Linked DNA regions of Homo sapiens: region 2 is linked to region 1. A link is a loop called in an ENCODE intact Hi-C map of the cell type or tissue named here. Cell type or tissue: OCI-LY7. All regions are shown on one strand. Each heading gives the region's core, and the rest is flanking DNA. Links, peaks and the distances in the headings are about the cores only.

The links. Hi-C counts contacts between places; a loop is a spot of excess contacts. Peaks named below come from ENCODE experiments on the same cell type or tissue, not always from the same donor. Only the 100,000 strongest peaks of a DNase experiment are listed, where the experiment ranks them.
Region 2: a loop joins it to region 1, with 10 times the contacts of the local background. A loop is called at or near these places in 5 of 110 quality-filtered maps.

Annotation. Positions count from the first base shown.
Region 1 is chr2:238,098,334-238,109,587 of GRCh38, reverse strand. ESPNL (espin like) reads right to left here and starts at 9,248. Exons shown (of 9, transcript NM_194312.4): 1 at 8,875-9,248; 2 at 7,457-7,647; 3 at 4,746-4,932; 4 at 1,615-1,797. The coding sequence starts at 9,168. SCLY (selenocysteine lyase) reads right to left here. Exons shown (of 12, transcript NM_016510.7): 12 at 10,175-11,254. The coding sequence ends at 11,233. It overlaps UBE2F-SCLY (UBE2F-SCLY readthrough (NMD candidate)), which reads right to left. Exons shown (of 19, transcript NR_037904.1): 19 at 10,175-11,254. RefSeq lists enhancers at 1,118-2,028, 2,400-2,569, 2,029-2,938, 2,939-3,849, 6,871-7,040 and 2 more. In OCI-LY7, for the core only: CTCF peaks have their summits at 1,968, 2,168 (motif pointing right) and 3,057 (motif pointing right); DNase peaks (open chromatin) are centred at 1,287, 1,897 and 2,177; H3K4me3 peaks cover 1,632 bases; H3K27ac peaks cover 1,941 bases.
Region 2 is chr2:237,914,813-237,931,455 of GRCh38, reverse strand. It overlaps LOC105373960 (a long non-coding RNA gene), which reads left to right. Exons shown (of 3, transcript XR_924046.3): 2 at 7,734-8,016; 3 at 8,399-8,570. Among named protein-coding and RNA genes, the nearest start is that of UBE2F-SCLY, 44 kb to the left of the region's middle. RefSeq lists silencers at 7,524-7,733, 13,882-14,082. In OCI-LY7, for the core only: CTCF peaks have their summits at 7,438 and 7,638; a DNase peak (open chromatin) is centred at 7,595.

The DNA.
Region 1 (11,254 bases), core at 1,042-3,541:
CCCAGAAGTTTGAGGCCTGCCTGGGCTCAGCACAGTGAGACTCCCATCTCTACAAAATTTTTTTAAAAAATTAGCTGGGCGTGGTGGCGTGCGCCTATAGTCCCAGCTACTCAGGAGGCTGAGGCAGGAGGATTGCTTGAGCCTAGGAGTTAGAGGTTGCACACGGTGATGACACGCTGTTGTGTGTTTTGAATTCCACAGTAAGAAATTTAAAAGGGAAGAAGTCTCTGTTTTGAGGCTTGAGTAATTTTCTTTTTACAGAGGGAAGCTGAGGAGCCAGAGGAGTCAGCTGATTTATTAAACTTCTTGGGCTGCTATCAAATATTTCATTTGAAAGAAGATTTTGCTGCTTTAAAAAAGCTTAAAAACCCCTGGCCAGGGGCCACTTACCCCTTCTGAGCCGAGTCTCCTGGGGCCTGCCTGAGCCACTCAGCAGAGCTCCTCCTGCCACCAGCCACCTGTCAGGGACATGCCTCCCAGGGCCTGCGGGTCACCCCTCCCCCCACTTCCTATCTCTGTCTAGGTTGGGGACAGAGACTGGGGAGACAGAGCTGGGTTGTGCAGAGCTGAGTGGACGGGGGATGGTGAGAGGAAGGGCGGTAGCTGGGGGGCCTCAGAGAAAGATGCTTTCAGCAGCGCTGCCGGGAGGGGGGATTGGGTTTCCTCTGCATTCTGCCAAAGGCTCAGCTCTGCAGGGAATGCGGTGCCTTCCGATGGCTCTGCGGCTGCACCGTGTGTGATTGTTTCAATGGCACTGCTGAGACTGGGTGACCCGGGGCCCCAGGAAGACCTTGGGTTCTAGCTGGGAGCAGTTGTCTAGACTTGCAGACCCAGAATGCGATGGTTGGTTGCACTTCCACTTAAAATCCCCCCAGACTAGCCTTGCAGAGGCCTGGAGCACGCTGCTGGCTCCCGACTGAGCAGCCTGGGCCCAGGAGGCTTTGGAAGAACGTGGGGAACCAGGAGACTTCATGGAGGTGAACAGACCCGACACTGCTCAGGACCGGATGGGGCTGGGGAGAAGTAAACTGTGTGCATTCTCCTGAGATGGGGCCTTGCCTTTAGATGAGGTCGACATCGGGTGGGCACCCGGGCAGGGCCAGCAGCTGATGGCTGCACCCACCCTCAAAGGCTGGGTGTGGTTCTGATGTTGTTGAACATTTGAATACCATCCCTGCCTACGTGGGGTTTTTGGATGTCGTGTCCTTGAGGCTGGGCCATGTGAGCCCCCAAGATTTATCTGGGTAATAGCAAAGGGGCTGACATCACACCCCTGCCACAGCTCTACTCGCAGGCTGCTCACAGCAGAGGGTCCGCCCCAAGGGCTGTTCTGAGAAGACTGTCACCAAGACCAAGCCCTGACCAGGCACGAGGGAGTTTCTGCGCGAAGGGAGGGAGGATGGTACGCAGGACGAGAGCATAGAGCTTGGATCTTGCCACTTGACCCTGGGATCTTGACCTTGGGCAAGTGACAGTGCCACTTAGAGCCTCAGTTTACCTATCTGTAAAAGAGGGTCATCACTCTTACAGGGTTGCTGTGAGGGTCAGTGACACAGCACTGGGCATGGCTGGCACTTGTGACTGCTCACCCTGTCTCCCTCACGCCCACCTTACCTCCATCTGCCCGTTCTCTGCTGCGTCGTGGAGGGGGGTCCCACCCCAGGAGTCTCTCAGGATGGGGGTACCCATGAGCAGGAGTCGGTCTAGAATGGGCGTGTGGCCGCCTCGGGCTGCAAAGTGCAGGGCCGTGGCCCCCTCATTGTCCCGTGCCGTGAGTCCGATGTCGGTGAATGTGACCTGGGGAAGGAGGGGCAGAGGGAGCAGCCATCCTCCCAGGGAGGAGGCACACAGAGTGGGAGGGGCTTGGAGCAGAAGTGAAAGTGGACTCTGGCTGTACCTCTCGGGGCACAGGGTACAACCTCAGGAAACCCCGGACAGGGCTGGCTGAGCACGTGCGTCCCCGTCACCCTGGGGCAGCAGGACCTCTGGGGTCCAGGTGGGGGTGAAGTGAGCGCAGTAGCTTAATTTGCAGACACCATGGTCCCAAATCTGAAAGCAAACATCATGGCAAATGAAAACACCTAGGGAAGAGTAAACATGTGTTTGCTATGAAGGAAGGAGAGGAGAGAAGGAAGGGAGGGAGGGGCGGGGAGGGAAGAACTTCATTTGGCCCGAGGGTGGCGCTGCCTCGTTGGGCATTTGCACTGAGCCCCTTTGCTGGAGCAGCGGGTCCTGTGGCCTCCCTCCAGGGCCTGGATTCGAGCCAGGCAATGAGGTTTGGGGCCCTGACCTGCCGGCCACCACCGCTGGAGCGACTTGAGGCCAGCCCTGCCTCTGGGGCCTCATCTGCCTTCTGAAGGGCCCCTGCTGTGGTCCACAGCACCAGCCAGGTGACAGTCCTCTACACTGACTTGCGGAAACCTGTGCAGCTGGGACAGACATGGGGCCTGGGCCTGCCAGTGGGACGCGGGGGTCTCCTAGGACAGCCTGCCTTCCTGACAGACGGGTGATGGGCGTGCTGGCTCCCCGCCTTCACCCTCCTTCCTGCCTTGAGTGTGCCCGCTTTCCCCACTGGGGAGGCCACGAGAACAGCAGAGCCGCCAGCAGCCCGTCGCCTTCGGTGTGAGTGCCTCCTAGCGCAGCCAGGGCGCTCCTGACTGATCAGTACTCAGAAGTGTCTGTTGGGCAAAGCACAATGAGCTGGAAACAGAGACAGGGACAGGGCTGCCGTGGGGCTCCTTCGCATCTGGAGTGGCCTCTCTGGCCCTGAGACCCCGAGGCCTGCCCGCTTTCTCCCCAGGAAGGCCGCTCATGCCTCAGCACAGTCCTAGGGGTTCAGTGGACACCCTGTTTCCCTCCCTCAGGACCCCCTGTGGTGAGCTGCTGCTGCTCTGCCCACTGTGTGCAGCCGCCGCTCATCCCAGGAGCCAGGCATAGTTTGGGAGGCTGAGGTCTGGAGTGAATGGGTCAGAACTGCTGGAGGGGCAAAGGGAGGATGGCCAGGGTGGGACCCAGGTCCAGAGAGCTTCCTTTGGGGTAGGCTGCTCCAGCAGGAGGAGCTGGAGAGGCAGCCCCGGGGTGGGGAGGGGCGCACTTGCAGGCGAGGCACCGGGAGGGGCTGCAGTCTCCACGAAGGGAGGCTAGAGGCCAATTCAGGCGGCCTTGGGGACAAAGTGGGCAGGCAGGCAGCAGCCTGAGGATCTTGGGGCCACGGGGAGCAGGCCAGCGCCATCCCGAGCGCCCGGGGACACGGTGAGCAGGCGGGACCCGTCCCAAGGGCCTCAGGGCCATGGTGAGCAGCAGGCGCCATCCTAAGGGACCAGGCCCCCTGTTCCTTCACTTGCCCACCCATTGCTTCAGTAAACATCTCCCGAGCCTGACTGCGTGCCAGGTGCGGGGAACGTAGCAGGTGGTGAAGTCCTGCACCCACGGAGCTCCTGGCGCCTACACGCCGGCTGGTGGAAACCACCACCAAGGCCAGGAGTCAGACACGCCGTGTGCCTGGTGCTGGTGCGCCGGTGGGGAGGAAAGCAGGAGTGAGGATGGTCGGGGCAGGCGGCTCCCCCCATAAACCAGCTGGGCAGGGAAGGCCCCAGGGGCAGCTGGGGAGCTGTGTGCCAGGCACAGGGTGCAGTGCATGCAAAGGCCCCGGGGGCAGAGCCAGCCTGGCTTGCTGGAGAAGGAGCTGGACTGAGTGGGTGGGAGCCAGGAGACAGGAGGCCCCAGGCAAGCATGGGAGGTCTGGGGGCAGGCAGCTCTCACTTCTCCATCAGCAGCCACAGTGACCTTCCAATATGCCAGTCAGATCCTACTGCTCCTGGCTCCGAGCCTTCCGTGGCTCCCCAGGACCCTCAGGAAAGAGCCCCGGTCCTCCCAGCGCCTCTGTCTGCCTTTCCTGCCCGCCCCCGGGCCCCATGGGCCAGGCTCTCCCCGCCTCTGAATGACCTGTGCCCCCCTCAGGAAGTTGCTTTGGGCCCCACTCCTTGTCCGGCCGCCTCCTGTCCATCCTCAGTTCTGCCCCCAAGTCCCCTCCTCAAAGAGGGCCTCCTCTACTCTTTTTTTTTTTTTTTTTTTTGAGACAGAGTCTCACTTTGTTGCCCAGGCTGGAGTTCAGTGGCGTGATCTTGGCTCACAGCAACCTCCGCCTCCCAGGTTCAAGCACTTCTCCTGCCTCAGCCTCCCGAGTAGCTGGGGTTACAGGTCCCACCTGCTCTGCTTTTCTGTTGTAGAGGCAGGAAGTCCCCAGCCCCCCCTTGAAGATGGCACCTCCCCAACCTCAGCCACTCTGCTCTGGGGTCTCAGGTCTTCCTTCCCCAAAGAGGCCAGAAGTGGAGGAAGGTGGGGGCTGGCCTGGGGATCTCAGGCGGCAGGGCCTGAACAAGTGGTCGAGTGGCCCAAACTGGGCACTGCTGGTGTGGGCGCAGACAAAGCACCCGGGCCACCACCAACTGTGAGAGCACCTGGGAGGCCTACCAGGACTTCCAGGGAGAGAGGGACTAGGAGAGCCCCAGGGGAGCCGTGGCACGACCCCACAGAGCAGAGTGCACTACAGGTGGTCAAAACTTCTGGGGCCCAGCCTGGCCGGAGCTGCAGATTCTCGGGAGCCATGGACCAGCTCATCGGATGCCCCAACAGCCCTGCGTGTCCCCAGTTCCCTCTGGAGCCCCCATCCAGGCTCCAGGCTCTGCTTGCTGGAGGGCCCACACTCCCTGGATGTCCCCTTCCCACCTCTGGCACCCACTTACCAGCCAGACGACGAGGGAGTAGTGGCCACGGGCGGCGGCAGCGTGCAGGGCGCTCATGCCATCGAGAGCACGAAGGTGCACGTCAGCGCCACAGTCCTTCACCAGGAACTGGGCCAGGTGCAGGTGGCCCTCCTGGCAGGCCAGGTAGAGTGGGGAGGCGCCACTGCGTGTCCGCCGGTTCACGCTGCTGCAGGGAAGGGAGGGTTTGGAGGCCCAGTCCCTGCCTATGGCTGAGCCCATCCCTCGGCTGCTTGGACTTCACCGCTGCCCCCTGGCCCTGCCCGTGATGACTGAGTTTCCCACATGCTTTCCAGCTGCTGCTGCGGGGTTCCCCCCTCCAGGTTGCTCCCCCAGGTGGCTGTGCAACCCCACTCTCCTATCCTGTCCTTTTCTGGGGACTCCTGGGTCCAGGTCTGAAACACGCATCTTCTTAGACCTGAGGGGTCACAGTCTTGGCTTCCAGGTTCTCAGTTGTCCCAGTGGAGGCCCAGGATTGACCCCCGACTCCCTTAGGGTTTCCCTCTGCCCTGTGCCCTGTGGCAGGTGGCGCTGGGTGCCTGGTAGCTGTGGAGCTGAGGGTTGCACTGGCTGGGCTGGGGTCACAGTGGCGGCGTGGAGGCAGGGCCAAAGTCACCGGGGAGGGTCAACTCTCGGGCTCGTGCCTGCTTTCCCGCCAAGCCTGCTGACCACGCCACCCTGTCCCAGACCCTCCACCTCCGGGCCCTTCCCCTCTCAGGAGGGGAAGCTGAGGAGTAATGAAGGGATCTCACGAGCACCCCCACACCTGCTCCCCACTTCTGATAGACGAATCTGAGCAACTCAGTGTCCACCCCAGAGGAGAGTCCAGTCACAGGCCTCAGCTGGCAGAGGGGAAACAGAGGCTGGGAGCTGATTTGTCCAGGGACTTGCACCTGGGTTTGAATTCCCCTCCCCTCACAAAGTCCCCCAGTACCAGCCCCCTAGCAGCCTCTCCCCTGCTCCTAGCAAGGGGGACACAGGACCTTGGTGGCTGCTTTCTGGCCTTGGACCACACAGGGATCGTCCCCTGCACCTGCAGAGCCTGAGGGTCCACTCCCTCATGGAATGTGCCCCAAAGGGCTGCCAGTATGCCTTGGTGCCCTTCTCAGGGGAGGATCCGTGCTTTCACCAGACTCTGCCAGGTGTCCTTGACTGCATCCAGGGTTGGAACAGGTGGTGTCCAGCGCGGTGGCTGGGAGCAGGCCATGATGCAGCCAGTGGGTCGGGGGCAACTGGAGGGGGCATGGTCTGGCCAGGGGCAGCCACCTCTCGGCTGCTGCTGGTCAATGCCAGGCGGGAACTAGGCCGGGGGTACAGGACCTTCCCATTTGTGTGTGCGTGTGTGCGTGTGTGTGTGCATATTAACATGAAGCCTCCTGGTTTTCTTCTTTTTTTTGAGACATGGTCTTGCTCTATCGCCCAGGCTGGAGTGCAGTGGCACAATCCCAGCTTACTGCAACCTCCGCCTCCCAGACTCAAGTGATCCTCCCACCTCAGCCTCCTGAGTTGCTGGGACTACAGGCAGTCACCACCATGCCTGGCTAATTTTTAAATAAATTTTTTTGTAGAGATGGAGGTCTCGCTACATTGCCCAGGCCAGTCTTGAATTCCTGGGCTCAAGCAATCCTCCAGCCCCAGCCTCCCAAGATGCTGGGATTACAGGCATGAGCCACTGTGCTCGGCCCAAGTCTCCCAGTTTTCAATGGTGGAAACTTCTTTAAAAGCCGTGTGGGTCTGAGAGAGACTGTGGCCAGCCAAGGCTGAGGGTGGTGTGGACGCTCTGGAGAAAAGCCACAGAAGCGAATCCCAAAGGCCTTTGCCAAGCAGTCCAGGATGGGAACACCCGGGAATGAGAACCCGATTCCACAAGCAAGCTGTCGGGGCTTGTCCTGGAGCTAAGGGGGTGTGGGGGACTGAGGCCTCTGGGGCAGCGACAGGAAAATGAGATGCTGCCTCGAAAAGAGAAGAGCCGTGGTCAGAGGTAGGTGGGTCCCTGGGGGACAGGAAGGTTCGCCCTCAGCCAAGACAGTAGGAGGCAGAGGGCCTGTTCCTATGACAACAGTGACCTTTGTAAGCAGGGCGAGGACTGGAGGAGCTTCCAGGTGGGGAGGGAGGCCATCTGCCTTACTGGCTGTCCTGACCCTGGTCCTTCCTCGTTGCCCATCCACTAATTCCAGCAGGGGGCACAGGGCCCCAGAGACGATGAGGCCAGCGCCCGGCTCTAGGGGTCCCAGCACAGGGGTGGGGCAGTGCAGAGGCAGCTCCAGCCTCTGTGTCCCCAAGTCCACTAGACAGTCCCCACTCCTGTCAGGTGATGGGAGGGTGCCCTCACAGGTTGCCAGCTGCCCACGTCCCCAGCTGTTTTAGGTCCCGAGATGCCCCCAGGTGGGGCCAGAGCTGCCCTGGGCATCACAGCAGCATCTTGCCATCGTCACCGCCCCCAGCCACTCTCCAAGCTGAAGCACTGGCCTGTGTCCCCTTGGGCCCTGGCATGGCACTGCCACTGCCTGGCCTGTGGGTAGAGGCCTCATTGCCCTTGGCTCCTGCCAGCTCACCCCCACAGTGACAGCATGCCCGCCTGCAGGATTCACCTCAAAGGCCACCAGCCTGTCCTCTTGGCCCTCCATGGTGCAGCCTCCCCTTGGCCAGCTCGCCCCAGGCTGCCCCCCCAGGCGGGACTTTGGGCTCCTTACCTGCCATGCGCGGCTGTCAGGAGCTTGAGGCAGGTCAGGTCCCCACTGACGGCAGCGTGGTGCAGCGGCCGGGCTCCCTCCCGGGTCTCTAGCGTGGCCGAGTGGCCCTCGTGGAGCAGCCACTCCACCAGCACTGGGTGTCCAAAACGGGCGGCCAGGTGCAGCGGGGAGACGCCCGAGGCATCTTGGTCCTACCAAGCCCCGGGTAGGTCAGTGAGTGGGGGGTAGGCCGTGAGGTCAGAGCCAGCTGCCGGAGGTGGGCCCTGGGCGAGGGCTCACACTGCCTGCAACCCAGTGAAGGGGCTTCCAGCTCCTTCCTCCTTCCCTCCGTTTCTGCCTGCAACATGGAGGGAGGTGCTCCCTGCTGGGACTGAGGTGAGAGGAGGGCCAGGACTCAGGTCCAGGTCTTGGGAGGCCACCTCTGGCAACCCTGCCCTCTCCTGGGCCCGTCCCCAGTGTGGAGAAGGCCCTTTCCCACGCAGTCGGGTGCCCGCAGACACCTGCCCACTCTGCTCATGGTCAGAAAGGCTTCCCAGGACACCTACCTCTGGCTGGTCCCCTGCCCCAGTGCCCTCCCGCTGGCCACAGGGTCCCGGGGCCAGGGAGCGTTCCTACCACAGGTGTCAGGGGTCCAGCAGACCTGGGCCTTCTCCAAGGGCCCTGTCAGAATGGATCCCCAGGCAGGCACAGCTCCCGCCTGCTGCCCTTGGGTTTGGCGGAAGGGCCGACAGGAACAGGATGCTGGGCCGGGACTCTCAGGTGCTCTGGCGAGCCAGGTGCTGGGGAACCTTCCCGCTCCGCAGTCTAAGCAGGCCCCACCGGCCCCCACCTCAACTCTGACCTCTGGGCGGCGGCGTTCTAAGGCCGGTCAGTCCTGCTCACCCTCAGCCCTGAAAGCTCCACAGGGCTGAGCGACAGCTCTAAGGGCCTCGCCTGCACAAAGGGGACTGGGCAGGCAGGATAGGGGAGGGGGGCCCAGTAGAAACGATCCGGACAAGACGATCACCATCAGCAGCCCTAACTCCCGTCCCCCAGGGCTAGGCTCCCAGCTCTCAAGCCCAAGTTCCCACAGTGCTTCTGTAAGGATCCCTTTCTAGACCCTTTGGGAGGCAGGCCCTGTGGACCAGGCCTGATCAGAGACAGGGGTCCTGATATCTGGCAAGACCCCCACTGGCAACGCCCAGCTTCCTGGCAGGGAAGGTGATAAGAAAATTTAGGAGGTGTTCTTGGCTCTCAAGCCTTTGTGCTCTGAGAGGCGTGGGGCAGAGACGGTAACCACTGACTGAGTCCCCAAGAGAAACAAAGGGCCCAGGGCCATGGAGCCCGGGGTGGCCAGTACTCTGATCCTCCGTGGCTCACACCTCCCTGGTTCCACCCCAGCCAGCTTCGTGGAGCCAGGCTGCCCCATCCCCGCTCACCTGCAGACCGCAGCCCCCCTCGCGGACCAGCCAGCACAGCTCGGCCAGGCTGCCCGTGGCAGCGGCGTCATGCGCTGGGGTGGCCCCGTTGTGGGCCCGCTGGTTGCCGGGCAGCTGGGCCCGCTGCACCAAGAACTTGACGCAGTCCAGGTGGCCAGCCCGGGTGGCGTGGTGAACCAGGCCGGCCCCCAGAGCATCGGTGATGCCCGGGCCCAGGGCGCCAGCCTCCAGCAGCCGCTCCAACGTCGCCACATCCCCATCCTTGGCGGCCACGAGTGCCCGCTGCTTCTCCATCCTCTGGCCCGGGCTCTCAGTGGCGACTCATGCACAGGCTGGGGCTTCCTGTTTCAGACGTGGATGAAGCTGCCGGCTCTGGTTACCCGATAAGCTGCCACAGGGCAGATGGGAGGCGGTGGGGTGGGGTCGGGTGGGGGGACAGGCCTTGAGGACCTGCCCAAGCCACTCCCACAGTGTGAGGGTGCCAGGTGCCTGGAGCTGGGAGGATGGAGTACAGGGCACAGGGAAAGGCCCACACCAGGCTAGGTCAGGGCTGGGTATGGCCAGCAGAGAAAGGAGGCTGGCCCTGAGGCTGCTCAGATCTGTCCAGATGGCAGGAACTTCATCTGTGGAGCGAGGGCTGAGGATACACGCCACTGAGCTTCTCACAGGAGCCCCGAGTGGCCTGGGAGACAGTTCCCCCAACTCTCACAGAAGGGCAGACCCCCAGCCGCCACCACAGTGTGTCTGAAGTAAAGGGTGCCCAGTAGGTCTACATGTTTGGCTGTGTTGACACCCACAGAGCTGAGCGCCCCGCCTCTGGGTCCCGGCCCTCGGCCCTGGAGGCTCCTAGGAATCTCTGGGGACACAGTGGCTCCACGGGGCCTGCAATGGGCTCAGGACCCTGACTTGGGTGTGTCCAGGCCTCTGAGGCGAGAAGGTGTCAGCCCCTGCCTCGGCCCCCTCTCCAACTACACGGACCAAGTCTCTGGGCTGCAGCCCCAAGGGCCCAAGTACATTTAACCCCTTTCCAGATTGTTCTGGACAATCCATAGTTCTTCTTTAGGGAAGTCAGGACCACCACAGCCTCTTCCTGGCAGCAATGGGAAGCTGCAGATGGGGGACCCATTACATTTGTAGGGGCTTCCGGAGACACAGCCTCAAGCTGGATTTCTGGGCTAACGCATCATCACACAATGGTGACCTGGGGGCTGCTGCACCCCTGGCTTCCCCCCGACAGGCTCTGTCAGATGACTTTGTGCCCAAGCGCAGTGCCCACTAGAGAAACCACAGGATCCCCAAGTCGGGCACTGAAATCTTTTATTCGTTAATTTAGTTTCTGGCAAGTGTTTCCTCAAAATCATCAAGTAGTTCCTTGAACCGTAAAACCACACATTAAAAATGTTATTCCACTGAAAATGACTCCTATGCAAATATCGACATGTGATGTGTGTCCAAATGCCAGAGCATTTTGAGAAAAGAATCCTCTGCAAATAAAATTAAGGTAAAAGCTGAGTCAGGGATGATCCGATTCCCACCCCAGGAATGACCTGGAGCTGCACCAACTCAGCGAGGTTGGAGCTGAAACCCTGAGTTAATAATGATCAAAAGGGACAAGACAGGAAGGCCTGGGGACCGTGGACAGGGAAGTGCGCAGCCCTGATTGCCAGTGGGCGGAACAGGGTCAGGCTCGGGGAAGCAGGAGGGGTGGTGGGCGGTGGGCGCTGAGCAGAGCAGGCCTGGCCGAGGCTGGGGGCCACTGTGCACTGAGGCCAGAGGAGCAGGGTGGTGGGGGCAGCTTTGGAAAGGGACTAAAAAGGGCCTGAGAAGAGACCACTCTGGAAAGGTGCATGTAGAGGCCATGATCAAAACAAAAAAATCAAGTTTCCTACGTTCATGATAGCATTTGGCTGACAATGAGTTATAAATACTTGGATTCTATCTTCCAGATAAAAACACCTTCCAGGAAAGGGCACTCACAACAGGCGTGCCCAGTTCCCAGTGGGGAGGGTGGATAAAGCTAAGTGTTTCCGCTTCACCACTGGAGGACGGTTCTATGTGGGCGGTCCCATGTGGGCGGTCCCATGTGGGCGGTCCCATGTGGGCGGTCCTATGTGGGCGGTCCTATGTGGGCGGTCCCATGTGGGCAGTCCTATGCGGCGTTGGTGTCCTGGGCCCTGTGAGCTCTGCAGGGGTCCAGGGAAGGAAACTGGGGGTGCACACTCGCTGGCACTCCAGGACAAAATGCAGAGGGGGCATGAGACAGTCATCCTGGCACAGCCCTCAGGAGGGAACTGGAGGGACAACCCTGTGCCCTGCCACGGGCTTCCCAGAAGCGGGGTGGGGAAGGCGGCCCCAGTGCTAGGCCTGGTCCTCCAGCTGC
Region 2 (16,643 bases), core at 6,427-8,926, 180 kb after region 1:
ATGATCATCAGCGAGGCAGTGCTCTGAAGAAGCCTCTCATCCACAGGTGGGGGTCCGGGCTGCTGCAAACAGTTGCGCAGGTGTGCGCTGCACAACTCAGGGCCACCGTTAACATCACACATAATGGCACATGGCAAAAGGTCCCATTAGGTACAGCCCTGTGGCTTTACCATGTTAAATGCCTTTCGTCTTTCTGGGCCAGTCACTGTGAATCTGAGTGCCTGTGAGGGCACAAACCCTGCACAGTTCCTCTGCTCCTGGCAGTGTAGCATCCCATAACTCCTCCCCAGGGCCCTGCCAGTGCCAGCTCAAAAATCTCCCTGTGGGAGGGTATGGCAGAAAGACCCTAGGGTTCATGCCCTATATAATCCCTTCCTCTTGAGTGTGAGTGGGACCTGTGACTTGCTTATAACCAGTAGAATATAGCACAGGTGACAGGATGTCACTCCCATGACTGAGTTACTATAGATACCTAGACAAGCCTCCATCTTACCAGCACACATTGGAGATTCTCCTTCCTGGCTTGATGAAATAAGGACCGTGTTATGTTATAAGTTCACCTAACAAAAAACCACTAACAAGGACCTGAGGGGGACCTTCAGTCAGAGGCCAGCAAAAGCCAGGGCCCCTTGGTCACATGCCCCACCCATTCAGTCCACTGGGCTGCACTGAGCTTGTGCACCAGCTCAGCCCGTAGCTGGGCCATGTGTGCCCCAGCCTGCCTGTGTTATAGCTCCTACCCACATTTGGTGGTTCCTGAACTCTTGTCTCATGTCCAGGAAGAATGAGGTTACCCTGACCATCGAAGGATGAGGAGGGCAGATAATAACTGTATTGAGTGATGGAAAAGTTCTCAGTGGAGAGGGGATGCAAGGGTTGTCCTCCACTCTAAGTTGGGTGGTCTCTCCTTCAGTGTGGCTGGGTCTGGGATTTTATAGGCTCAGAATGGGGAGTGTGTGCTGATTGGTTTGTGAGTATGCAAAAAAGGTTAAAACAAAGGCACTGCTCAAAGGTGGGCATGACAGTGTAAAAAACCAATTAGGGTAGGGTAGGTTTCTGTAAAATAGGTGAAGGGTGGGGATCAATCAGAGGAAAGTGCACCAAACGGGAAGACGGGTTCTCAATCTGGTCCGTGGATTTGACTTGTAGCTTGGCTTTCAGGTTTTAAACTGTCTTTGTCTTGGAGGTAGGGTTTCACTGGGGTTCTGCCCCATCTGCCTAGGCATGTGTCTGCCTCCTGCATCTGCAAGAGGAGGATGTGACCCAGCGGACACCTGGTGACAGCCTCATGAGACCCTGCCATCTCAGAGGACATAGCTGGGCCACGCCGGGACTTCTCACCAGCCGGGAAATATGTTACCCAGCGATATAAATGAATGCAGGGGGTCTTGAGAACACAGTCCAGTTGGAAGCAGAAAATAGGTGACTCGTCTTCAGATGGTGAACATGCTATTTGTACTTCAATTGTGTGTTTAGCTGGGGTGGCTTGGGGGTGCTGGTGGAAATTACAGTAGGCAAAGTCCCTGTGGGCCACCCCAGGACCCAGCAACTAGCCCAGCAGCCTGGAGGAGTGGGAGGCATGGCTGGGCCCTGGCCTGGGGAAGGAAGGGGATATTTGCTTGGAACATTCTAGTACAATTAATTGGAATGAAAGTGTTGTCATTTTAAGTTTCTGACAGTTTGGTTAGGTTAGACTTTAAAAATCGTAACGTGGCCGGGCATGGTGGTTCATGCCTATAATCCCAACACTTTTGGGAGGCCAAGGTGGGTGGGTCACTTGAGGCCAAGAGCTTGAGACCAGCCTGGCCAACATGGCAAAACCCTGTCTTTACTAAAAAATACAAAAATTAAAGGCGGGGCGTGGTGGCTCACGCCTGTAATCCCAGCACTTTGGGAGGCCGAGGAGGGCAGATCACGAGGTCAGGAGATCGTGACCATCCTGGCTAACACGGTGAAACCTCGTCTCTACTAAAAAATGGAAAAAAATTAGCTGGGCGTGGTGACAGGCACCTGTAGTCCCAGCTACTTGGGAGGCTGAGGCAGGAGAATGGCATGAACCTGGGAGGCGGAGCTTGCAATGAGCCAAGATAATGCCACTGCACTCCAGCCTGGGCGACAGAGTGAGACTCCGTCTCAAAAAAAAAAAAAAAAAAAAAAAACACACAAAAACAAAAATTAGATGGGCATGGTGGTATGCACCTGTAATTCCAGCTACTCAGAAGGCTGAGGCACAAGAATCACCTGAACCCAGGAGGCAGAGGTTGCAGTGAGCTGAGATTGTGCCAGTGCACTCCAGCCTGGGCAACAGAGGGAGACCCCATCTCAGCAAAAACAACAAAAAAAGAGGATACACAAATTTCCTTCCTAACCAGTACCCCAGTAACTTTCCTCTGAGTCAACCAATGTTGTTTCTCGTTTGACCTGCTAGAAAATTTCAGTGGACAAATTCGATTATTTTTATGTTCCTTTCACCTAACAGAATTTTGTGGGGTTAATTCCACATCAGTATTTACAGATCTGCGCTGTGCTTGTTAGTTCGTGATTGTGTTTTGTACTGGTGGATGCGTGGTTCCCTGCCTCACCCGCCCAGGAAAAAACATTCAAATGATCTTCTAGAAAAAGCCTCGGTTCAAGGTCAAGATGGTCTCAATTCATGCACAGCTGAAGCTATCGACTCTCACTTTCTGTGGTGACAAAGCCAAGTCCCTGTCAATTACACCCCAGAACCTGGAAGGCTCCTGCCGAAACCCACCCGATTGTCCCATAGAACTGATGTTTATAGGCCAGGTGCAATGGCTCACGCCTGTAATCCCAGCATTTTGGGAGGCTGAGGTGGGCTTGAGGCCAGGAGTTCGAGACCAGCCTGGCCAACATGGCGAAACCCCGTCTCTACTAAAAATGCAAAAACTAAAAAAAATTAGCCAGGTGTGGTAGTGTGCGCCTGTAATCCCAGCTACTTGGGAGGCTGAGGCGTGAGAATCACCTGAACCCAGGTTGCAGCGAGCCAAGACGGTGTCACTGCACCCTAGGCTGGGCAACAGAGTGAAACTGTCTCAAAACAAAACAAAACAAATCAAGACTGATGTTTATAGTTTATTTTGAGTAAACATAGAAATTGCGCCTCCCAGTCTTGAAATTTGAGAAAGTTATGTTTGTTTTTTCTGAGCTCCTTTCTCAGGAGACCAAGCAGCTGGCCTCCCAGATAGTATCAAGAAGCTGAAACTCACCAGTCACTGCATTTGGACAATGAGAAGCCAAACCCCTCACCTCTGATGACTGCCTAACTGGCCACCTGCTCCCTGTTAACTGACTCCTCTTCCTTACCCCTCCCTAATTCCTGCTTTCCTGCATGTGGTTACGTTTCTGCTGTACCAACCCCTAACTGTAGTCAGTCGGGATGGATTTGAGACGTATACCCCAAATCCTTGGCTGCAGCACCCAATTAAAGCCTTCTTCCAGGGCAATAATTGTGGTTTCAGTGATGGGCGTGGCAAGCACTAGGACCTAGACCAAATTCCTGGTGTTTTGGTAACACTGCCAGCCATGCCAAAGTCCCAGTTTGCCCAAGAAGACTTGTAGGAGCAGCTTTGAGGGTTTGTAACCCTCAAAGTGGATCTCCCAAAGCACAGAAAGAGGCTGCCCCAGAGCTAGTTCTCTGCCTCCTGGAGAGAGATCCATTGCTACTTGCAAAAGATGGACTGCCCTGCCCTACCTGCCTACTTCCCCTAGCCCCCATCCCGCCCCTTTCCTCTTCCAGCCTCTGGTGGGATCAGGTGTGGGGTGCACACCTGTAACCATGGAATTCCCTGGGGAGAGCCAGAGGTATCAGTGGCTTTGGTCTTCATCCCATGGGTTTCTACTTAGAGCCTGGTGCCATCTTTTAGCTCTGGGGGTTTGGGGTCCTGGTGTTTCTCCTGATCCTTCCTAGGAAGAGCACAGGGTGTTCATAGGTTGTCATAGGCTGAGCCAGGTTGTCATAGGTTGAGCTCTGGTGCAGCTCCAGGGGTGAAGACCCATCATCTTCCTGGTGCCACCTGCCCATTCTAGAACAAAGAATCCATCAAGTATTGATCAGGGTTTCAGCGGCCAGGAGGCTGGACAGCTCCATGTGAACTCCTACCCAGCGTGTTTGGCCTTCTCAAGAAAGAGGGTCATTTTTGCAAAAGTACTTGATCGGTTTTCTCCAGTGCGTCTCTAGAAACTTTGATATTCAAATTACTGTCTTTTGAACCACCTCCACAATCATCTGTGTTGCGTTTGAATTTCAGTGTTGGGTATTTTCATTCTACAACCTACAGGGACACTGACTCACCAAACTGATGGAACAGGGACAGCCACTGTTTTTATCTTTTTAAAATAACATTTTATTTTAGAACAGTTTGAGATTTACAGAACAGTTGCAAATAGAGTACAGAGAGCTGCCATATACGCCACACTGTTAACTCTATCACTAACATTTTATGTGAATAAGGTACATTTGTTACTATTAATAAACCACTATTCAAATGCATTATTGTTAACTAAAGCTTATATTTTATTCCTATTTCCTTAGTTTTTTCCTAATATTCTTTTTATATTCAGGAGCCCATCCAGGATACCACATGACATTCAGTTGTCATGTTTCCTTGAGTTCCTCTTGGCTGTGACAGTTTTTCAGACTTCTTTTGTTTTTATGATCTTGACAGTTTTGAGGAGTGCTGGCATATATATATATATATATATATATATATATATATATAATTTTTTTTTTTTGAGACAGGGTCTCACTCTGTCATCCAGGCTGGAATGCAATGGAGTAATCTTGGCTCACTGCAACCTCCGCCTCCAGGGCTTAGGTGATCCACCTCAGCCTCCCGAGTAGCTAAGACTACAAGCACACATTACCACGCCCGGTTAATTTTTGTATTTTTTGTAGATATGGGGTTTCACCATGTTACCAAGGCTGGTCTCAAACCCCTGAGCTCAAGCAATCTGCCTGCCTCGGCCTCCCAAAGTGCTGGGATTACAGGTGTGAGCCACTGCACCTGGCCTTTTTACTTTCTTTTTCTTTCTGCCTCAGCAGCTGCACAGAAATACTCTCTTGATGGAGTCATTTGATGCAAAAAAGTTTTAAGTTTTGATGAAGTCCAATTTATCTATTTGTTCCTTTTGTGGCTTGTGCTTGTGGTTTCATACTTAAGAAACCATTGCCTGACCCAAGGTCATGAAGATTTATACCTATGTTTCCTTCTAAGAGTTTTAAACTTACATCTAGGCCTTTGACCCATTTCAAGTTAATTTTCACATATGGTGTGAGGTAGAATATACATTCTTGACCAGGCGAGGTGGCTCACGCTTATAATCCCAGCACTTTGGGAGGCCGAGGTGGGTGGATCATTTGAGTCCAGGAGTTTGAAACCAACCTGGCCAACATGGTGAAACCCCATCTCTACTAAAAATACAAAACAATTAGCCTGATCAAAATAGACTCCTTCCCTGCAAAATGACTACAGACTGGCTTATGAATATGCATGCGAAAATACTCAAGAAAACAGGGGCCTTTTGTGCATAAGTTCCTAAACTTGCGGGGGCAGACTGCTGTTATGAAGAGTGTCATAACTTATACATGGGCCACAGGCCTGTGCAGTAATTCACCAAAGAAGACTTCCTATGACCACACCCGTGGGGAAAACATTGGCCTTGCTGTAATCAGATGTGTGTAATGAAAACTGCAGTTGGGAGCATCTTTTCCTGATCCAGCTGTTAAAGTTAATACCCAGTTCTGGCTAAAGTTCTGGCTAAAGTACTGGAGTAAGCAGAAACTTGCATCAATACTGGTGTGTCGGGGAGATGCAAACATGCGCGAGGGATATGGCAACAGCTACGCAGAGCCTAGGGATCTCCTTGACCCAAATATTCTATTTCTAAACATTTGTATTATGGAAGTGCACATCAGAGCGTTATTTATAAATAGCAATAAACAAAACAGGCCAGGCACAGTGGCTCACACCTGTAATCCCAGCACTTTGGGAGTCCAAGGCGGGCGGATCGCTTGAGGTCAGGAGTTGGAAACCAGCCTGGCCAAGAAGGTGAAACCCTGTCTCTACTAAAAATACGAAAGTTAGCCGGGCGTGGTGGCAGGCGCCTATAATCCCAGCTACTTGGGAGGCTGAGGCAGGAGAATTGCATGAACCCGGGAGGTGGAGGTTGCAGTGAGCCGAGATAGTGCCACTGCACTCCAGCCAGGGTGACAGAGTGAGACTCTGTCTCAAAAAAAAAGTAATTAATAAAAATGTAAACAAACAGATGAAACCCCTGCCCTTCAGAGCTTATAAAAAATGTGTAGTCATTTTCTAAAAAAAGTAATTTTTAAATTGATAAAGCCATTTACAAAAGAGTATGAGGCCATTTTAATTAATTAATTAATAATTATTATTATTTTTGAAACAGAGTCTCCCTCTGTTGCCCAGGCTGCAGTGCAGTGTCACAATCTTGGCTCACTGCGAATTCTGCCTCCTGGGTTCCAGCGATTCTCTCACCTCAGCCTCCTGAGTAGATGGGACTACAGGCATGCACCACCAGACCCAGCTAATTTTTGCATTTTTAGTAGAGACGGGGTTTCATCATATTGGCTAGGTTGGTCTCGAACTCCTGAACTCAAGTGATCTGCCCACTTCAGCCTCCCAGAGTGCTGGGATTACAGGTGTAGCCACCGCGCCCAGCAAGCCCCCCCTTTTTTTTTTTTAATACAAGCATCTATCTGTCTATCATCTATGTACTTAAGTATAAATTAATGCCAAAATGTATGTTAAAGATTATCTGAATGGTTGGAATTAAGACGGTTTGTTTACCTGCATTTGCTTTTTATTCTTTTTGCTTTGTTTTTTGAGACCGAGTTTCGCTCTGTCTGCACTGGAGTGCAATGGCGCAATCTCGGCTCACGGCAACCTCGGCTTCCAGGGTTCAAACGATTCTCCTGCCTCAGCCTCCCGCGTAGCTGGGATTACAGGCTACATGGCGCATGCCACCATGCCCAGGTAATTTTTGTGTTTTTAGTAGAGACGAGATTTCACCGTGTTGGCCAGTCTGGTCTCGATCTCCTGACCTCGCGATCTGCCCGCCTTGGCCCCCAAAGTACTGGGATTACAAGTGTGAGCCACCGCGCCCGGCCTTTTTTACCTGTGTTTTCTACAATGTACTTGTATAATAAAAGAAGGTGACAAGAAATAGGGGGAAATTGGTAACAAGCTTCATGTCTAACAATAGAGGATTGGCTGATGAAGTGTATGTCACATTTATTTACAATTAATGACGCCAATGAATAGTTTTTTTCAGTACCACGTGCTAGGCATTAGATGTTCTTTGGCTGTTCTGTGCTGTACATGTGACTATGCTTTTTGTTTAAAAGAAAAGGAGAAAAAGGAAAGGAAAGGGAAAAAAAGGAGAAGAGAGAGAAAAGAAAAGAAAAGAAAAGAAAAGAAAAGAAAAGAAAAGAAAAGAAAAGAAAAGAAAAGAAAAGAAAAGAAAAGAAGAAAAACAAAAGATAGAAAAAAAGGGAGGGGAGTAAGAGCAGGAGAACTCATGGCGTCCTGGGCGGGGCTGCCGGGCTCGCTCCCCGCAGGGCCCTCGTGGCTCCCCTGGCTCGCGCGCGCCCCTAGCGGGCGTCTGGGGTCCTGCGGGCCGTGCGGTCCCGTGTCATCGCGCTGGGCAGCCCCGGGTCCACAGGGCAAGCTGCGCCCCTGTTTTCTTTCCAGGGTCCCCTGCCCTCCAGCGAGCCTAGTTGAGCCCCAGCTGGACTCCAAGTCGAGCCTCTGCAGCCAGGTGTCCGCCAGATGTCTTCCACGGCCAGCAAGGGAACCGCCTGGGCACGCGTCAGTCTGGCCTGTTTCCTGATCCAGAAAATTATTTTCAGCTGCGCGTGACCTTCCACGGGGCCAGGACCGGAAAACTAGACAGCAGTGATCTTTTTAAAACCGTGGACTCTATGAACTAGGAAAGTCCCCTCCAAACTCGTCAACAGGAATTCACTGCTTATTGGTACCAGTTTGGGAAATCATTGTTTTTTAATTAAAAATCAGGGGGCTGGGAGGAAAGGAGGGTCCCCTGGCAGTCTTGGGTGGGCTGCAGGGCTGCAGGAACGTGACAGCAGGGGCAGTGGGGCTGTGGGAGGGTGCTCTGCCCGTGGGGCCAGCTTGTGATGGGCTGGGGACTGAGCTGTGCTCTGGGGACACACAGAGATTCCTCACTCAGCTGGGTGGCCTTATGTTCCCAGGGTTTTCCCACAACTTGTCCTGGCTGGGGGGCTGAGCTTGCCAGCCTTCCTGGGGAACAGCGGGCCAGGGCAGGACTCCATCCCCAGGAAGCACAGGTGAGGCTTACAAAACAGGTGCAGGACTTGCAGACGCAGCTCTCCTTTCAGCAAACCCTGCTGAGACGCAGAGCGGAGAAAACAGGAGGTGCCCCAGTTTCTTCTCCCGGGTAAGACTGAGAGCTGTCCTTGAACCTGATCGGCCAGAGAGAGTGCTGAGGAGAACCAGAGCATCCCGTGGGGCTCCCTGGGCTGGGCTCTGCCAGGTGGGTTTCCCAGGAGATCGGCCATGACAGCTGCTGTGTTGGGCACTCCTCCAGGGCAGGGGTGGCCCCGGGAGAACTTGGGCAGGAGGGGGCATGAGTCACACAGAGGGTGGCCCACTGGGTTTATGGTACCCGGAGTTGCAAACACTCAGGTGTGAGTCACCTGAGTGCACACGTGGCTGGAGGCAGACAGCCTCCCTTGCCCTCCCCTCCTCCAATCCCAGCTCCTGATGGTTGTACCCTCTCCTGTGCTGAGGGCAGCAGAGACTCATTAGCGAACTGGGGGCCCTGGAGTCGGAGAGCTGGCTTCCAATTCCGGCTCTAGTACCCGCGCTCAGGGACACTGGGCATGTGTTGTCACCTGCCTGTGCCTCAATCTCCTTAACTGCAAAATGGACATAACCTCCAGGCTGATGAAGACTAGGAGAGCAGAGGTCAGGGATGGGCCCCTTCATAGGGGCTCAGGGCCTTTCTGTTCCTCCATTGCTTTCTCCGGCCTGGCCCGCTGTGTGAGGCTGGCCGGCAGACATCTGTCTCTCTCTCAATTTTAAAAAATTTTTTTAGTAGGGACAGGATCTCACTGTGTTGCCCAGGCTGATCTCAAACTCCTGGCCTCAGGCGATCTGCCCACTTCGACCTCCCAAAGTGCTGGGATTGCAGGGGTGGCATCTGTTGGCCTCAGGAAGCAGGCCCAGGCTGCACTCCTGCCCTTGTCCCCCACCTTCCCCGGCAGGCTGGTTTGGCGGTCCTGCCCTCTCCACCCCCACTCTCCCCCATGGGGGAACACAGGCATCAGTGGAGAGTTGCCCATTTTTCAGAAGCGGGATGACAAGCCCCTGCTGCCTTTCACCAATGCCCGTGAATGCACCTGCTTGGGAATCCTCTTTGGAATCTCCCTGAGGTCTTCTGCCCCTCCCCGTGTCTCCCTCATTAAACCACATTTTCCCACAATGAGAACGTGCCATGATGTGCGTTGATGCAAAGCAGGTCTTTATTCAATCTTGTGATGTTTCCGTAGCCAATGCCTTACTGCAGTGCCGTTTTCCATGACTTTTCACGTGAATTACAACACTTTAATTCCATTCCAGCTTAAATTGGCTGTGTTGGGTCAGGTAGAAAAGCCCACTGCCCTGGGTGACACTTTTATGGTTGGGGAAGTGGCTCTTGTCCTGGCTGAGTTGTGTCCTTGCCTCAGAATGTGACTTCACATCTTGAAGTCCTAACCAGCAGTACCTCAGAATGTGACTGGGTTTGGACCCAGGGTCTTTACAGAGGTGACTAAGGTTAAATGAGGTCACTGGGTGGGCCCTAACCCAATGTGACTGTGCCCTTATAAGAAGAGAAGATTAGGGCCAGGTGCAGTGGCTCATGCCTGTAATCCCAGCACTTTGGGAGGCCAATATGGGTGGATCACCTGAGGTCAAGGGTTCAAGACCAGCCTGGCCAACATGGTGAAACCCCATCTCTATTAAAAATACAAAAATTAGTCAAGCGTGGTGGCACACACCTGTAATCCCAGCTACTTGGGAGGCTGAGGTGGGAGAATTGCTTGAACCCGGGAGGTGGGGGCTGCAGCGAGCGGAGATTGCGCCACTGCACTCCAGCCTAGGTGACTGGGCGAGACCCTGTCTCAAAAGAAAAAAAAAAGATTAGGATGCAGGCACAGAAAGACGACCATATGAGGCAGGGAGGAAATGACAAGCCAAGAAGAGAGGCATCAGAAGGAACCAACCCTGCCGACCCCTTGATCTCAGGCTTCCAGCCTCCACAGCTGCGAGAAACGCACTTCTGTTGTTTAAGTCCCCAGCCTGTTATAGCAGCAGCTTGGGCAGACTCCGACTGCACTGCTTTATCCTCAGCCGAGCCCGAGGAGGAGGAGACAATCCCCAAACTCGATCGTTTCCTATCATTATGATCACCGATTATTCTCCTTTTGACTCACCCGACCTTCTGTGCAGAAGGGCTGGGAACACTGAGAGACGGGAGCATTTACCCACATGTGTTCACGTGCACGTGCAGCCACAGCTCCCAGCCCTGCTGTGAAAGTGAATCACTATGGCCCCGGTTAGCAGCGTTTGCCATGTGCCTGCCACATGGCCAAGGGCTGTCTTCACTGTGAGTCCCTGAAGTGTCCATGGCCAGCACTCTGCAGGCGATGACACTGAAGCCCAGAGGGTTGAGGAGCTTGCCTCGCCTTTCTTCCTTCCTTTCTTTTTTTTTTTTTTTGACATGGGGTCTTATTCTGTCACCCAGGCTGGAGTGCAGTGGTGTGATCATGGCTTACTGCCTCCCCAGCCCAAGCGATCCTCCCCCACAGCCTCCTGAGTAGCTGGGACTACAGGCACATGCCACCACACCCAGCTAATTTTTTAAATTTTTTTGTAGAGATGAGGTCTCACTATGTTGCCTAGGCTGGTCTCAAACTCCTGGGCTCAAGTGATCCTCCAGCCTCAGCCTCAGCCTCCCAAAGTGCTGGGATGACAGGCGTGAGCCACTGTGCCCAGCCTGCCTCACCATTTTTAATCGGCACAGCCAGGATTTGGTTTCAACTAAGGCAGCTTGGTGCCATCACTTCTATGCTACAACTTTTAAAAATATTGTTTTTTAAAACATTTTATTTACATTATATACTTTCACACCTATGACCATCTGAAACTTTTTTTTTGAGATGGGGTCTTGCTCCGTCACCCACACTGGAGTGCGGTGGCATGATTTTGGCTTGCTGCAGCCTCCCACCTCCAGGCTTAAGTGATCCTCCCACCTCAGCCTCCAGAGTAGCTGGGACCACAGGTGTGCGCCACCATACCTGGTTAAGTTTTTGTATTTTTGGTAGAGATGGGGTTTCGTCGTGTTGCCCAGCCTGGTCTCGAACTCCTGAGCTCAAGCAATCTGCTCTCCTCAGCCTCCCAAAGTACTGGGATTACAAGTGGGAGCCATTGCACCCGGCCTGACCATTTGAAACATTTTAAAGGTGGCACTGCTTCTTGTAAGAAGAGATCTTAGGTGGCAGGGGCAGGGCTGGGATGTAGGTGCTCTCATGGCAGGATGCACTGGGGATGGAAAGCAGCTGCCACCTGTCATGGACATGCACCTCCAGTCACCCCTGTCTGCCTCCCGCCCTGCCCCCAGAAAACAGGAAGCAAACTTCCCCGGCCTCCTGTCAGAGTGTCTGTGGGGAAGCGATTCACGTGGGGGCATGAGCACTGTCCCCAGGCCCAAGGATTGTGGCTGGGGTGGGGCAGAGAGGGATGCTTTGGAGGGCTGCTCTCTTCCCGCTGTTCCTCTGCACCCCCTTCACATTTTTGTAACCCAAATAAAGATGGGCACCCATGGTCCACCTCCGCACAGGCCCAGGAAGAAAAAAAACAAAGTCAGATCCAAGTTCACTTCCTAAAATAGCCTTGAAAAGCAATTTAGGTCCTTCTTAAATTTGTTCTAGGGGGAACCAAAGTGCAATTATGTTCACAATCTAGAGAAAAATGTCTTGAAACCTCTTTCCTCTCCCGTTCTCAAGGCTCCCAGCCTACATCTGCTCTCTTCTTGCCCATTCTCATCCCTGTCCCCAAAAAATACGGGTCCTCTGGCAGGTGGCCTGCTCTTTGGAGCTCAAACACCATCCTTGGAATAGGGCATGTGACCAATGCTAAGTCATCTTTTCCATGCACACAAAATTATCAGAAAGATGAAAAGTTTGCTCAAAGTCACTCAGCTAAAAAGGGGTCCAGTCAAGATCAGAACCTGCTGGGCATCGTGGCTCATGTCTGTAATCTCAGCACTGTGGGAGGGCGAGGTGGGTGGACCACTTGTCAGGAGTTCAAGACCAGCCTGGCCAACATGGTGAAACCCCGTCTCTACTAAAAATGTAAAAATTAGCCAGGTATGGTAGTGGGCGCCTGTGATCCCAGCTACTTGGGAGGCTGAGGTAGGAGAATTGCTTGAACCTGGGAGGTGGAGGTTGCAGCGAGCGGAGATCGCACCACTGCACTCCAGCCTGGGAGACAGAGCGAGACTCCGTCTAAAAAAAAAAAAAAAAAAAAAAAAAAGACTCAGAACCTGCCAAGGCTGATCTAATGCCAGGGAGTGACAGCCCAGTAATTGGGATGTGGCACCTAGATCCAGACCATAGCCTGTTGTGTTGTTATCGTTTCTGCTAGTTGTATTATGTGCTCTCCCCCTACTTGGATATGGCCTGGGGAATGTGTTCACACACACACCAAAATTGAGATCAGTTCACTCTCCTTTTTCATAATCTGCCTTTTCCAATTAACTCTACACTATGAAAAAAAATTCCCATGTACTTAATTTAAGAACTTGTTTTTCCCAGCCAGGCATGGTGGATGGCTCACGCCTGTAATCCCAGCACTTTGGGAGGCCAAGGTGGGTGGATCACTTGTGGTCAGGAGTTCGAGACCAGCCTGGCCAACATGGGGAAACCCTGTCTCTACTAAAAATACAAAAATATAGCCAGGCATGGTGGTGCACACCTGTAATCCCAGCTACTGGGGAGACTGTGGCAGAAGAATCGTTTGAACCCAGGAGGTGGAGGTGGCAGTGAGTGAACCAAGATTGTGCCACTGCACTCCAAGGCCTGGGTGACAGAGTGAGACTCTGTTTCTGGAAAAAAAAAAAAAGAACCTATTTTCCTTGTCATCTGGATTTGATTGGATTGAACAGTTTTTCCCTGTCATCTGGATTTGATTGGATGGAACAGTTTTTCCCTGTCATCTGGATTTGATTGGATTGAACAGTTTTTCCCTGTCATCTGAGTTTTAATCTGATTGACAGTCCTCCAGTGTTGGGCACTGAGGGTGTTTCCACCCTTTGCTCTTATAAATAACTCCAGTGAAGATCTTTCCCTCCTGTCCTTTTGCACATCTTTAATTATGTCCTTAGGATATATTCTTAGAAGGGAAATTACCGGGAATAAGCATTTTAAGACTTTTGGTACATATTTCCAACTTGGCCTCCAGAAAGATGGTACCATTATCTATCTATCTATCTATCTATCTATCTATCTATCTATCTATCTATCTACCTATCTATCTATTGATCTATCGATCTATCTATCTGATGGAGTCTCTCTGTCTCCCAGGCTGGAGTGCAGTGGTGTGATCTCAGCTCAAAGCAACCTTCGCCTCCCAGATTCAAGTGATTCTCCTGCCTCAGCCTCCAGCGTGGTTAGGATTACAGGCTCGTGCCACCATGCTTGGCTAATTTTTTTGGATTTTTAGTAGAGACTGGGGGTTTCACCAAGTTGGTCAGGCTGGTCTGGAACTCCTGACCTCAAATGATCCCCCCGCCCTGACTCCCAGCCTCCCAAAGTGCTGGGATTACAGGCGTGAGCCACCGTGCCCAGCCTAGTTTTCATTTCTGACAAACAAGAGGCAGATTGCATCTCCAGAGGCCTCAGGGCTTTCTCTCCGGCAGGAGTGACCTGTTCCCAGGCTCAGGCTCATTGTGCATTCTGGTGCTGCCTCTGCCCCTCCGCTCCCAGGCTGTCTGTGGCCTCCTTAGTAGCAAATCCAACAGGGATGTCCTTTCTTTGAAGATTTTTCCAATCCAGAGCTGCTTCTTGGTTTACAAGAAACCCTGTCCCCAGAGCAATTTTATTTCTGGGAGCTCATTAAGACAAACATTAAGTGACGTACTTGGGCAATTCCATTTCCCATGCTAAATTCCATATTTTTCCCTTGCTTTTTAAAGCTTTTTTGATTTCCAATTCATTTTTTTCCTATGGATTTCTGTGACATTTTATGACATGGATTTTTATGACAAGCTCTGGATAAGAGAGTGTTTCTCCAGCTCAGGACACAATAAAGCCACTCAATCTCATTTCTTTTAATTAAAATTGGCTTTGGAGGCCGAGTGCGGTGGCTCACACCTGTAATGCCAGCACTTTGGGAGGCCAAGGCGGGCAGATCACCTGAGCTCAAGAGTTTGAGACCAGCCTGGCCAACATGGCGAAACTCCGTCTCTACTAAAAATACAAAAATTAGCTGGGCGTGGTGGCACATGCCTGTAATTCCAGCTACTCCGGAGGCTGAGGCAGGAGATTGCTTGAACCTGGTAGGTGGAGGTTGCAGTGAGTCGAGATCATGCCACTGCACTCCAGCCTGGGCGACAGAGTAAGAGTCTTTCTCAAAAAAAAAAAAAAAATTAATTAAAAAAAAAGAACAAAATACCCCCCCAAAACCAAAAATCAAACACACACACACACACACACACACACACACCCCTGCCACTGGTTTCCCAGTCAGCTTAGTAGAGACCCCAGACCCTCCCTGTGTCAACACTGCCTCCCGTCCTGGGCCCATCAGAGAAGGCTGGAGAAGGGACGGTGCTTCCATGCCCGGCCCACCTCTCCTTTACCACCCTACGTGCCGGCGTTCAGTTCTTGGTTCCCAGCCTTGTGATGTGCAAATACTTGACCAGGAACCTGAGCGGACAGGGCATCCTGGTAAGGGCAGAGCTTTGCCCATCCCAGCCACAGCTGGCCTTGCCCGTAGACCTCACCCGCTGCCCATCGTGACCTGACGATGAAGAAGGAAAACCGAAAGCTCTCTTGCTCCCCCTAAACCTTCGCAAACACACATTCTGAAGTCCAGTCTAAATACTGAGAAATTCTCCATCACCCTCGTCTCTTCCCTTAGCTTGGATAATTTTAAAGTAATGACATTGCGCACTGTTAGTACTGTCTAAAGCATTCTAATGATAACGCCTACTGAGCCGTGATTTCAGGAGGGGCTGCAGAGGCTGTGTCCTCTGAAGGCTCTGCGGGGAGCCTCTGTGTCTCGCAGCTTCTGGAGTGATACCTCGGCCCCCCCGTTTCTTCGCTGCATGGCTCCAATCTCTGTGGCCTTCTCTCTCTGTCCTGGTGTATCCCCTCTTCTCTAAGGACACCTGCATACTGAATGCAGGGCCCACTTTAATCAAGTACAATCTTATTTGAATTTAACTAATTACACCTGCAAAGTCCTTATTTCCAGATAAGGCCACATTCTTTGGTTCAACCAAGGGAGCAGAGCCGACCGAGGGCCCCAGCTGCTGGCTCTGAAATGCCTCGTGGCTTCCTGCGAGGCCACGCTTCACGAGGGCTGCCCCGCTGCTTGAGGCTGGGGTGGGAAGGGATTCAGGCAGACCTCCTCCCCCAGGAAGGCTCTGACAGCTGGCTTTGGTGCAAGGACACCCCCATGGCTTTGTGGAACCTTAGACGGCATGGCAGCCTAGGGCAGATCCCCGGGTCTTCCCCACTGGCTCCCTAATGCTTCTGGAGTTTGCCCCAATAACCACCCTGCATCTGAAACCCAGTCTCCACATCTACTTCTCGGAAAACTCAGACTAACCCATTTTACCTCATTAACATAATACCCACTTGAGGAAGATGCCATTATTGTCCCTGTGAGTTGGGAGTGTGTGGAGGCGGGACAGTAAGGAAGACCTGGTCTCAGCGTGGTCTTTTCTGCGGCCCCTCCCCTCCCCTCCCCTCCTCTTCGTCTCACTCTCCTGCTCAGCCTGGAGTGCAGTGGCGCCATTTCAGCTCACTGCAACCTCCGCCTCCTGGGTTCAAGTGATTCTCCTGCTTCAGCCTCCTGAGTAGCTGGGATTACAGGTGTGCACCACCACGCCTGGCTAATTTTTTGTAATTTTAGTAGAGACGGGGTTTCACCATGTTGGCCAGGCTGGTCTCGAACTCCTGACCTCAAGTGATCTGCCTGCCCACCTTGGCCTCCCAAAGTGCTGGGATTACAGGCGTGAGCCACCATGCCCGGCCTGTCACATTTATTTCTGATGACAGTAGACATACTTTTCCAAGTTGTAGAATAGGCATACCATCCTTCCAGAACAGCCAACACTCTGAAGTTTATGAAATTGGGTGACATCTTTTGGATCAGACCTTTTTTGATTAGAGTGCTCTGGGAACACCTTCTCCTACATAAAACCAGCCTCTGAATTTCAGTGTCTAGTTTCCCTTGGTCTGCTTCCCTATAATGGGGCAGTGGTCATGAGGGTCTGTCGGTGCTGTGATGTGAAAAGCAGCCACGGTCCCGGTGTCCTGGGAAAGGTTACTGTCCTTAATCAAAACAAATCTT